2 separate regions of the Homo sapiens genome follow, and region 2 is linked to region 1. Evidence: chromatin contacts called from ENCODE Hi-C or POLR2A ChIA-PET data. All regions are on one chromosome and are shown on one strand. Each heading gives the region's core, a stretch centred on a gene start or an enhancer-like site at or near the end of the contact. The rest is flanking DNA. Distances are from core to core; before and after follow the strand shown.

Evidence for each region. A loop is a pair of places that touch in the nucleus more often than their neighbours do. ChIA-PET counts read pairs that join two places held with the same protein, here RNA polymerase II (POLR2A). Pooled maps may share reads with other maps.
Region 2: a pooled map shows a loop between it and region 1 (4-fold over the local background). The contact joins two enhancer-like sites. A Hi-C loop is called at or near these places in 2 of 50 pooled maps. POLR2A ChIA-PET finds 5 or more read pairs at or near these places in 5 of 52 experiments (A673, PC-9, WTC11 and 2 more).

The regions. Positions count from the first base shown.
Region 1 is chr14:102,185,446-102,190,981 of GRCh38, reverse strand. All of the region lies in intron 1 of WDR20 (WD repeat domain 20), which reads right to left. Among named protein-coding and RNA genes, the nearest start is that of WDR20, 48 kb to the right of the region's middle. Within about 2 kb of position 3,846, at least 8 of the 41 ENCODE cell types and tissues checked have a DNase peak (open chromatin) inside an H3K27ac peak, as active enhancers do; they include A673 and PC-9, where a contact is called at or near this core.
Region 2 is chr14:101,946,231-101,951,825 of GRCh38, reverse strand. No RefSeq gene overlaps it. Among named protein-coding and RNA genes, the nearest start is that of DYNC1H1, 16 kb to the left of the region's middle. RefSeq lists enhancers at 3,251-3,440, 3,741-3,860, 3,565-4,226, 5,549-5,595. Within about 2 kb of position 3,670, at least 33 of the 41 ENCODE cell types and tissues checked have a DNase peak (open chromatin) inside an H3K27ac peak, as active enhancers do; they include A673 and PC-9, where a contact is called at or near this core.

The sequences.
Region 1 (5,536 bases), core at 2,597-5,096:
TTGCCAAGGCTACAGTGCACTGGCATGACTTCAGCTCACTGTAACCTCCACTTTCCAGGTTCAAGCAATTCTTGTGCCTCAGCCTCCTCAGCAGCTGGGATTACAGGCATGCACCAACATGCCCGGCTAATTTTTGTATTTTCAGTAGAGACAGGGTTTTACCATGTTGGCCATGCTGGTCTCGAACTCCTGACCTCAAGTGATCTGCCCGCCTCAGCCTCCCAAAGTGCTGGGATTACAGGCGTGAGCCACCACACCTGGCCTGTGGCCTCCTAATTTCTATCAAGTCAATGTAGGAAAAAGTACCTAGCACCCCTGCCCTCCAGGGTTCAGCCCCATCCTCCCCAACAGCAATATCACCTTCTGTCTAGTCAACACTTTTTTTTTTGAGACAGAATTTCCCTCTTGTTGCCCAGGCTGGAGTGCAATGGTGTGATCTTGGCTCACTGTAACCTCTGCCTCCCGGGTTCAAGTGTTTCTCTTGCCGTGGCCTCCTGAGTAGCTGGGATTAAAGGCGCCTGCCACCACACCTGGCTAATTTTTTGTTTTTTGTTTTTGTTTGTTTGTTTGTTTTTGGTATTTTTAGTAGAGACAGGGTTTCACCATGTTGGCCAGGCTGGTCTCAAACTCCTGACCTCAGGTGATCCACCTGCCTTGGCCTCCCAAAGTGCTGGGATTACAGGCGTGAGCCACTGCGCCTGGCCTAATCAACACTTCCTATGTGCCAGGCCTGCACCAGGAACTTTACAATCATCATCCAATCCAATCCTAGTCACCCCTCAAAGCTGGTACTAATGTATCCACATTACATTGATGAGGGACCTGGAAGGAAGTTCAGGGTCATGAGGCTGTGCTCTTATCAGCTCTACACCATCTTGCCTCTCCACCCTTCACTGGCCCTCCACACAACTCATAAGCAATGGCCAGAGCAGACAGCCCCTCTTTCTTGGCTTACGTCACCCTCTTGGTAGGGACAGTCTCCTTTGCCCACCTCCCCAGGAATCGTGCCCGTCAGTTCACGTCCCACCGCCCACAGCAAGGATTTTCCCAACCATTCTTTGTGCTGCTCCTGTATCTGAATTCTCAAGTACTTAATTCATTCCACAACATTTAATATTTAATCACTTATATGATTTCAGAATTGTTTTATGTCTGTTATAATCAATTAAAATAAAATTATAATAAAAACTCTTTTAAGGAGAACTTTATTAAACAGTTACCACTGTATAGTTCCACAAAATTAGTTTTTTTCAGCTTTCTGATAGATTCTACACACTGAGATTTCAAAAAATGGTTTGCATCCCAATTATTATCAATTACCTAAGTTCTTCACCGTAAGTTTTTTTCCACTCAGATTCTGACAGATAAACATGAATTTATAGAAGAACCAATTTATTAAACATTCTTATCCATTTTAAGAATCGGGTATTTGGTCTTCAGCCCCAGCAGAGGTATCCAGCCTGGCACAGAGGCTAAGTATTTGTAGAATACATTAAACCACAACTGTTTCTTAATTTTTTCTATGGAAAGTTTAAATTTTATCATTATGCTCATGAGTTTGCATAAGGAGTTACTGATTACAAATAATTTGACAGTCTCATCATACTTATTAAGTTCTCAACTTAATAGAAAAATTTTAAGTGATAGTTTTAAAATTCCTACTAAAGAAACAACTAGTTACCAAAGCCTCGATCAGTAAGTAAACATTTTTAAATGTAATACTTCTCTTTTCCTTGGACTTTTTCTTTTTCTTCATTACTATTATTATTATTGAGACAGGGTCTCGCTCTATTACCCAGGCTGGAGTGCAGTGGTGCGATCTGGGCTCACTGCGACCTCTGCCTCCCGGGTTCAAGTGATTCTCCTGCCTCAGCCCCCCGAGTAGCTGGGATTACAGGTACGTGCCACCACGCCCAGCTAATTTTTGTATTTTTTGTAGAGACGGGGTTTCAACCATGTTGACCAGGCTGGTCTCGAACTGACATCAAGTGATCTGCCTGCCTTGGCCTCCCAAAGTGGTGGGATTACAGGCATGAGCCATCATACCTGGCCTTCCTTAGACTTTTCATCCTTAAGATCTCTGGAATTTTTTTTTTTTTTTTTTTTTTTGAAACAGGGTCTCGCTCTGCTGCCCAGACTGGAGTACAGTGATGCAAATACAGCTCACTACAGCCTCAACTTCCTGGGCTCAACTGATTCTCCTGCCTCAGCCTCTCAAGTAGCTGGGACACAGATGCGTGCCACCATGCCCAACTAATTTTTTTTTTTTAATTTTCTGTAGAGACAGTGTCTTGCCATGTTGCCCAGGCTGGTATCAAACTCCTAGGCTCCAAGAACCCTCACATCTCAGCCTCCCAAAGTGCTGGGATTACAGATGTAAGTCACCATGCCTGGCTGGAATTTTTTTCTGGAACAATACTACTGAAATTCAGAGTCAGCTGGGTCAGTTTAGCATGGCACTAATGAGCCTATAGGTCCTTGAGGAATTTCTTTCCAGTACCACAAAGGGTCTGCAAAAGAAGCCCTCCAGTTCCAGTTCATGCCTTCACCATAGCCCTGCCTGCCCACTCTTCCCTCAGGAATGCTGCTGAGTGGACAGAAATGTGGAGGAAGGACTTGAACCCGAGAGGGGCTATTCCACCAAAGGCAAAAAGCTTGCAGCCTGGTTCCCACCAACTTAGTGGGCCTCAGTAGGGGGCTTTGGGAAGCCTGTGGCATCACAGGCAACAGCCATGTCACATCACATAGGCCTGGTAAAGTTTTACTTGATAAAACTCCTCAGTGCCCAGAAGCATCTGATGTGGTATGAAAAATATCTCAGAGCTCTTTTGAAAAATGTGTGTCAAATTATAATCTTAGACATAATTTTAAATGAATCAGGTGGAAATAGTGTAGGTAATAAAGGTAGTTTTATTTTCCCTAAATTTCACATCTTCCCTCCCCATCCCCACCTGAGAATCACCTAAGAGAGAACCGGTCTTGCAGAGTCTTGCCAGAAAAGTAAAAGATCCTTTTACTGGCATAGCTAACAGCTACCAAGTGCCTAATGCAGGCAGACCAGAAACTTACCTGGCCTACACCCAAAGCACTCTCTACCTCCTAAGTCCACTCCTCCCATCCTTAAGCCCCACCCCAACCAGCTTTATACTTGGCGCTCTGTTGGGTCCCCTGCCTGGCACCCCTGCCCAAAGGACAGCTTCAGGGCCCTCATCCAGCCTGGGTTTCCCCAGCTTAGCTCAGCCTCTCTAGCTCTGTGCCAGTCTCCTTCCACCCATTTCCAATCACATGCAATTCGCCCTACACTCTGCCAGACACATCTTCGGGAAGCCTTAGGTCACTCTCCCACTCCACCACTGCCACGGCTCTGCAGGGCCTACAGCTTAGCACTCACAGGCTGCCCAATGTGGCCTTATCACCCCCGCCCCTCCACATACATTACCCCAAAGACCCTTGGCTGCTGCCTGTGCTTCTGACACCTTGCCTTTCCTGCCATTCCTTCTTTCACCCAAAAAAAGTCCCCTATCCTCATATTCACAAAAGCAGAGATGTCATGTCCTCCTGAGCCCCCCCCCAGCCTATGTGTGACATTCTTCCAGACCCCTTCACCGATGCCTATCATTATGTGCCACACTTATTAGCTGCAATATGTTAACTATGTTCCATATATTGTGAAAGTCCAGCTCCTTTTAAAAACAAGAAAGAAGCCAGGAGGCTGCTGAGTCACTGACAGCCTGAATGAATTAATCAAAACTAGCTGGAGCAGTCTGAGTAACATCAAAGGTTGCCATAAGCCATTTTGAAAATCAGAAGAGAACGACTGTAGTGCTATTATCATTCCTCTTGACCACATCTCAGACAACCAAAACAGGGACCAAAAGTGGCCAAGAAATTACTTCCAAGGGCCACAAAGGATCACCTACTAGAAAAGAAGTGGAACGACTAGGGGCCTATCTTAAAACCTGAGATCCAAAATAAACCACACTGCAAAGACTGTTCCGCAGGTTTTCTTGGTGGAACTTTTTTTTTTTTCCTGAGACAGAGTCTCGTTCTGTCCCCCAGGCTGGAGTGCAGTGGCACGATCTCGGCTCACTGCAAGATCCACCTCCTGGGTTCACGCCATTCTCCTGCCTCAGCCTCCCGAGTAGCTGGGACTACAGGCGCCCCCCACCACCCCGGCTAATTTTTTTTATTTTTAATAGAGACGGGATTTCACCATGTTAGCCAGGGTGGTCTCCATCTCCTGACCTCGTGATCCGCCTGCCTCGGCCTCCCAAAGTGCTGGGATTACAGATGTGAGCCACTGCGCCCGGCCCTTGGTGGAACTTTTAACCTAGTCAGGCTTGGGGCTGCTAGTGCCTGTTAGGGATTGATTAGTCCACAGTCCAGGGCCTGGGGCTGGACCACATCTGCTTGTCACCCTGGTGAAACCGGAGGGGGGTGTTGTGGGGGGAGGCACTGAAGATGAAAAGAGACCTTGGCCAATCAGAGCTGATATTCACCTTTTGAACAAAGCTCAACTATGTAACCAAAATTTTCTTCAACATAATGGGAAATAACTGGGTGGGTCTAATGACAAAAATACCACACAGTGATTTTCAAACACCTTCAACTGCCCACACTTCATGTGTAGGCGAACAGTTTAACGCTCAAGTAACAATCAGCTGCACAGCACCACACAGATGCCAATTCCACAGTCCCACCGCTGCCCTTGAAGGGGCCACAAAACCAGGTTTACCTTATGGAAAGACCCACACAATCCATGTTTCTCACAGTATCTTCAATTCAGTAGTTACAGCCAACGTATCTGAACAGTTGGCATTAACAGTATGTAAAGAGCCTAACACTTGTTTAAAATATATGTATGTCAGAAACATAAGAAGTCAGTTAGGCTTGGGTCACTTATGCCCATAGGAAAAACAAACAGTAATCAATTGTACAGTTTCAGTGTTTCATTTCAAAAAGGACAAGAACTTATCTGTGTTATTTACCTCCCTGTCTCCAACATCTAATAGAGGGCCTGGCACACAGAAGGTTATCACTGAATATCTGTCACAGAAAGGAAACAATTCTGAAAATGGAGGAAAAGAACAGTGAAGTGATAGAAACCAAGAGACCTACAGCCAAATGTATATAAAAGCAAATATATAATGCTTTTTTTTTTTTTTTTGAGATGGAGTCTCGCTCTGTCGCCCAGCTGGACTGCAGTGGCGCAATCTCGATAATTCTTTTGCTGACCAAAATGCTAAGAATAAATGCCTTCTTGGGTGTCCATCCATGAAAGCAAACAGTCTCCATCAGTAAATATTAGTACATCACTTTACAGTTTACAAAGCACCTCCATGGATCAGTTTTTTGAAACCTCGCTACAAACCTGCGCAGTAAGTACAACTGCCACTCCCATTTTGTAAACAAGAAAATAGAATCAGCCGCCCAGAGGAACCCAGTGGTAGAGTCTGGCCATCGAAATTCCAGCCCGTGTGCCTTCTGCTGCACCGCCGTCTACTGCTGGGGTGATGCAACAGACATGTGAGGTGGC
Region 2 (5,595 bases), core at 2,421-4,920, 240 kb after region 1:
CATGACTATAGGCCGGGCGTGGTGGCTCACGCCTGTAATCCCAGCACTTTGGAAGGCCGAGGCGGGTGGATCACCTGAGGTCAGGAGTTCGAGACCAGCCTGGCCAACACGGCAAAACCCCGTCTCTAATAAAAATACAAAAATTAGCCAGGTGTGGTGGCACGCACCTGTAATCTCAGCTACTCGGGAGGCTGAGGCAGGAGAATGGCGTGAACCCGGGAGGCGGAGCTTGCAGTGAGCCGAGATCGCACCACTGCACTCCAGCCTGGGTGACAGAGCGAGACTCCGTCTCAAAAAAAAAAAAAAAAAAAAAAAAAAAAAAATTATGTAGTAATGTCTATTTAACAAAGAAAGTCAAAATTGTCACTGGTGAGCTTCTTGGGGCCCAGGTCATGGGTGCTGGGGTAAGGTCCATCATTCCTTCCCTTTCAGAGGGACTTCCCAGCAAAGCAAGGGGTTACTATTTTCTTTATGAACCAGTGTAATTTCCCCTCTAAACCTCCCCTCATTCAGGCAGCTAGGCCGGAGCTTGCCATTGCTCTTAGTGGGGACTATTACAACAGGACACAGAAGAGCAAGAGCCAACTCCTTGCTTTTGACCTTCCAGAGGCTTGTGAGCACACAAGGCCCATGGTGGCTCAGAGATGCCTTTGTGGAAATGAGGAAAAGGCGCCTCTCCACCTCTTTGTATGCAGGCCCAAGCCTGGACAAGCAATGTGCCAATTTCACCCCCACTGGCTCACTAAACACCTGCATAACCTTGTGGGGCAGCCTCGGAGCTGAGAGCTGAGCCGGGGATGGTGTGGAGGGAAGTGCACACATCAGAGCCAGAGTTTCTCTGGGAATATTCCACAGACCAGGGTGGGGTCAGGGATGGGAGAAATCAGAGGACAGGCAGGAAGGTGAGGTGCTTGAACAGGGACTGCTGCCCTGGACTGGACAAAGATGATAGAGACACTGAGGGTGGTTTGGGGTTCTGGGAGCAAAGGGCATAGCTCCTTCTTGCTCCTGAGAGGTGTCCAGCTCAGTGAGAACAGCAAGAAAGCTGCTGGGGGCTGCTTGGGAAGGAGGCCTGAGACCACCTGGCAGTTACAAGGCAGCAGGGTGTGGAGGCAGCTGAAGGGAAGCTAGATGTGGAGTGGGACACGCTGTGCCCCATGTGGACCATCCTGGAGTGAGATGGCCTCTGCAGATGCCAGTGGAGATGGACAAGGTGACAGGGGACCAGATTCCCCACCCACACCACCCATGACTTGGCTGCCACAACCCCCAGAACTGAAGGATGGGATCCTGGATGGACTGAGATTGAGTTTCTGTCCCTCTGTGGAATGGAAACTTGAAGCAAAAGTGAAGGGAAGGTGCCTTCATGAAGAGGAAGAAAGGTTTCCAGGACAGCGAGCCTACGGATGGTGATCTGGAACTGGCACCCATCCAATTCTACCTTTGGAATACCTTCAAAACCCAAACTCCTTTTCCCTCTCTGCACTGCTGCCACTGTGGTCCAAGCCACCCTCATCTCTGGGTTATCTCTGTAGCCCTCCACCCTCCAAGGGCTCTCTGACCCTACTCTGGTCTCAAAGAGTTAATTCTCAACAGACCAGCAGAGTGCACCCGCTACAATGCAGAGACCATGTCAGTCCTTAGAATCCTGCCATGGCTTTATGCCACTGAGTCCTTTTTTTTTTTTTTTTTTGAGACGAAGTCTTGCTCTTGTCCCCCAGTCTGGAGTGCAATGGCACGATCTCGGCTCACTGTAACCTCCGCCTCCTGGGTTCAAATGATTCTCCTGCCTCAGCCTCCTGAGTAGCTGGGATTACAGGTGCGTACCACCATGCGCTGATAATTTTTTTTTTTTTTTGAGATGGAGTCTATGTCGCCCAGGCTGGAGTGCAGTGGCACGACGTCGGTTCACTGCAAGCTCCGCCTCCCGGGTTCACGCCATTCTCCTGCCTCAGCCTCCAGAGTAGCTGGGATCACAGGCGCCCGCCATGCCCGGCTAATTTTTTGTGTTTTTAGTAGAGGCGGGGTTTCACCATGTTAGCCAGGATGGTCTCGATCTCCTGACCTCGTGATCCGCCCGCCTCGGCCTCCCAAAGTGCTGGGATTACAGGCGTGAGCCACTGCGCCCGGCCGCCAGAGTCCTTTTGGTGGCCACGTATTACCTCTGACCATCACCTGCTGCTCAAACCCACACTCACGCCACTGCATGATCCCTTCCACCCCAGGGCCCTTGCACACGATGAGCCCCTGGCCTGCAATGCCCTTCCTTCACTTCCTTCATCGTCACCTTCTCAGTAAAGCCCTCCCTGCCTCTTTTGTAAATTTCTTCCCATCCTCTATACCCTTCCCACCTCTCTCCCCATCTTTAGCTTTTCCCTGTATCACTTATTCAACACAGCATAGATTTTGTTGAAGGCAGGGGTTTCTGCCTTCTGTTTAATGCTAGCTGCCCAGTGCCTAGAAAAGTGCCTGGCATCCAGTAGGTGTTCAATAGATATTTATAGAGTTAAATGCACTAAACTTAGGAGGCGGAAGTTGTTTTTTTTGGAGGCCTTTGCCCATTTCACTCCCTCCTTCCCGTTCCACCTTCTAGGTTTCTCATTCCCTCTGCTTCTTCTCTTTTGCTGGCTCTGGCCTGCAGCCCTCTTGCCCCTGGTGTAAAGGGCTCAAAACGCCAGACAGCTCTGCCGCCATGGGGAGGAGACCCTGACTGAGAAGCCAGGGCCCCGGCCTCCAGGGTCACCAGTACCTTGGGCAGGCCGGGGTGTCGCTGGGGCTTGGGTGACTCCACCAGGCATGGAGGGGGTGGGTACTCCCAGCTGGCTCGCCAACCTTCGCTTCTTGCCTCGCAAAGGCAACCTGGCGGAGGGTCTGTGGGTCAAGCAGAGTCCAGCTCTAGTTTCTCCCCTTCCAGGCTGTGCGCCCTCAGCCAGGCCTCTCCTCGCCTACAGGGCTCGCGGACACTTCTGACCCTCACTGAGGTCGTAAAGATTACAAGTCAGTGGTCCACAACGACTGGCGTCGGGCCCGCCGCATACCCACTATGTACGACTGGCCGCTAAGTCAGCCGAGGCCCTGGGGCTCCGCTCCACAACCCAGCCCACGGTCAGCTTTCCTGGGCTGCTCCGTCCCGCGAGGCCATCGCCCCATTCATATTCGGCAGGGCATTTCCACGCGTCCCGTCTCAGGCAAGCCCCAGAGCACCCTTTTTCGGGCAACACTGTGCCCACTTCACTGGAGAGGGAACTGAGGTCCACGTCATTGGGAGAGGAACACGTGACATATTGAGCTCTTTCCTCAGCAAGTGACCTAACCCGCCTTGCCCTCGGCCGTGAGCAGAGGGCCAGACCGGAAGTCCGCTAGCTCTGCTGTTCCGAGGCCCGCCAGTCTCCAAACCCCGGTCTTAGATCGAGGTCTCTGGCCGTTTCCCTCCGCAGCAAAACCCTTGTTCCAGGACTACACCAGACGGGTCACACGACCTAGATCGGCACGGTCACATGTCCCGCAGTCCGGTCATGTGCACCCTCGGACCAATCCCAGCGGCCAGGAAGGAGAGGCATTGTGATTGGCCCATGCCCTTCAGGGGGCGGGACTCCTGCTGAGGAGGGCCTTCCCCGTTCTCACCTCTGCGTTCCGCGTGAATCTCGCTCACTCGCGAGATTGGGCGTCTGACAGGTGCCCTTAGGTCCCACAATGCACAGGCCGGAGGCGGGGCGGTCCTGCATTGACGCAACCTCGCGCGCCGCTTGCGTCACCTCTCGGTGCCGCCCTTGAGATTGGGGCATTTCTCGCTGAGATCCTGCACTCGGCTCCAGGTATCCTGGAGGAAAGAACGAACTTCTCCTGGGCCCAGAAGTTTAGGTCCGCTGTCGTCCCCCGCCTGCCTCTAAGGCCCTCTCCTCGCGACAGCCTCTGAAACCATCGGCTCCTTCCTCATTTCTGTCACGGCCTGGCTTGCATTCCAAGCCAGGCACTCATTTCATGTTTATTGTTCCAGCTGGACTAGGGGTACTTAAACCGTGGTCCATGGCTGGGCTTCCGGGGCCGTGACCCCCTTAAATTATATGCAGTATGTAGCTTGTTGTGGGTGGCTTCTGTCACACTTAAATGCTGGGTGCCATCACAGGACTGGCAGGGCCCTACTGTGGTCGTCAGTGCGCTCTTTGTCAGCACAGAGCCTGACGCAAATGTCCAAAGGTGCTAATTAGACAGAGGCAAATATCCCAACTGTTGCCCTCTGCACACACCTCGGTCTACTCTTTTAAGACTACTTGCTGTTACCTGCACACACCTTTATTTATTTATTTATTTATTTATTTAATTTTTGAGACAGGGTCTCGCTCTGTCGCCCAGGCTGGAGTGCAGTGGCGCGATCTCGGCTCACGGGCTCAAGCGACCCTCCTGCCTCAGCCTCCCGAACAGCTGGGACTACAGGCCTGCGTCACCACGCCCGGCTAGTGGTTTTTTTCTTTTTTTTTTTTTCTTGAGACGGAGTCTTGCTCTGTCGCCCAGGCTGGAGTGCAGTGGCGCCATCTCGGCTTACTGCAACCTCCGCCTCCCAGGTTCAAGCGATTTTCCTGCCTCAGCCTCCCGAGTAGCTGGGATTATAGGCGCTCGCCACCACACCCGGCTAATTTTTGTATTTTTAGTAGAAACGGGGTTTCACCATGTTGGCCAGGCTGGTCTCGAACTCCTGACTGCCTCGGCCTCCTAAAAGTGCTGGGATTACAGGCGCGAGCCACTGCGCCCGGCCTAGTTTTTGTATTTTTTGTAGAGACGGGGTTTCGCCATGTTGCCCAGGGTGGTCTTGAATTCCTGAGCTCAAGTGATCCTCCCGCCTAGGCCTTCCAAAGTGCTGGGAGTACGTGAGCCACCGCTCCTGGCCCTGCACACAGCTTTTGATTGTACGCCTTCCTTCTGTCATCATGCTGTTCTCTCTGACCGAACAAATCTCTCTTCATCTTTCTATCAAACATCGATTGAGTTTGAGCGAGGGCGTGGAGGGGTTGAGCACAGTGCCAGGCACTGGAAGCACGTTGGTGAACAAGACAAGCCTGGGCAATGTTCCCACAGAGCTCACGATCTAGCGGGGGAGACAGGTTGGAGATAGGGGAGAGGCTGCGGGCGTCTCAGATCTGGCACCAGAGAGATCCTAGACTCCAGGATAAGCAGTCAATAGCTAGGTCAGGGCTGGGCGCGGTGGCTCACGCCTGTAATCCCAGCACTTTGGGCGGCCGAGGCAGGTGGGTCACGAGGTCTGGAGTTCAAAACCAGCCTGGCCAACATGGTGAAACCCCATTTCTACTAAAAACACAAAAATTAGTCGGGCGTGGTGTCGGGTGCCTGTAATCCCAGCTACTTGGGAGGCTGAGGGAGAAGAATCGCTTGAACCCGAGAGGCGGAGGTTGCAGTGAACCGAGATGGAGCCACTGTACTCCAGCGTGGGCGACAGAGCAAGACGCAACTCTGTCTCGGGGGAAAAAAAAAAAAAAAAAAAAAAGCCAAGTCAGGGCAAGATGTGAAATAGCACGTTGGAAGGCTCCTGGGTAAGATTTGACCTGTCACAAGAGGAGAGAAGGTAGCCGGGGCAGCGAT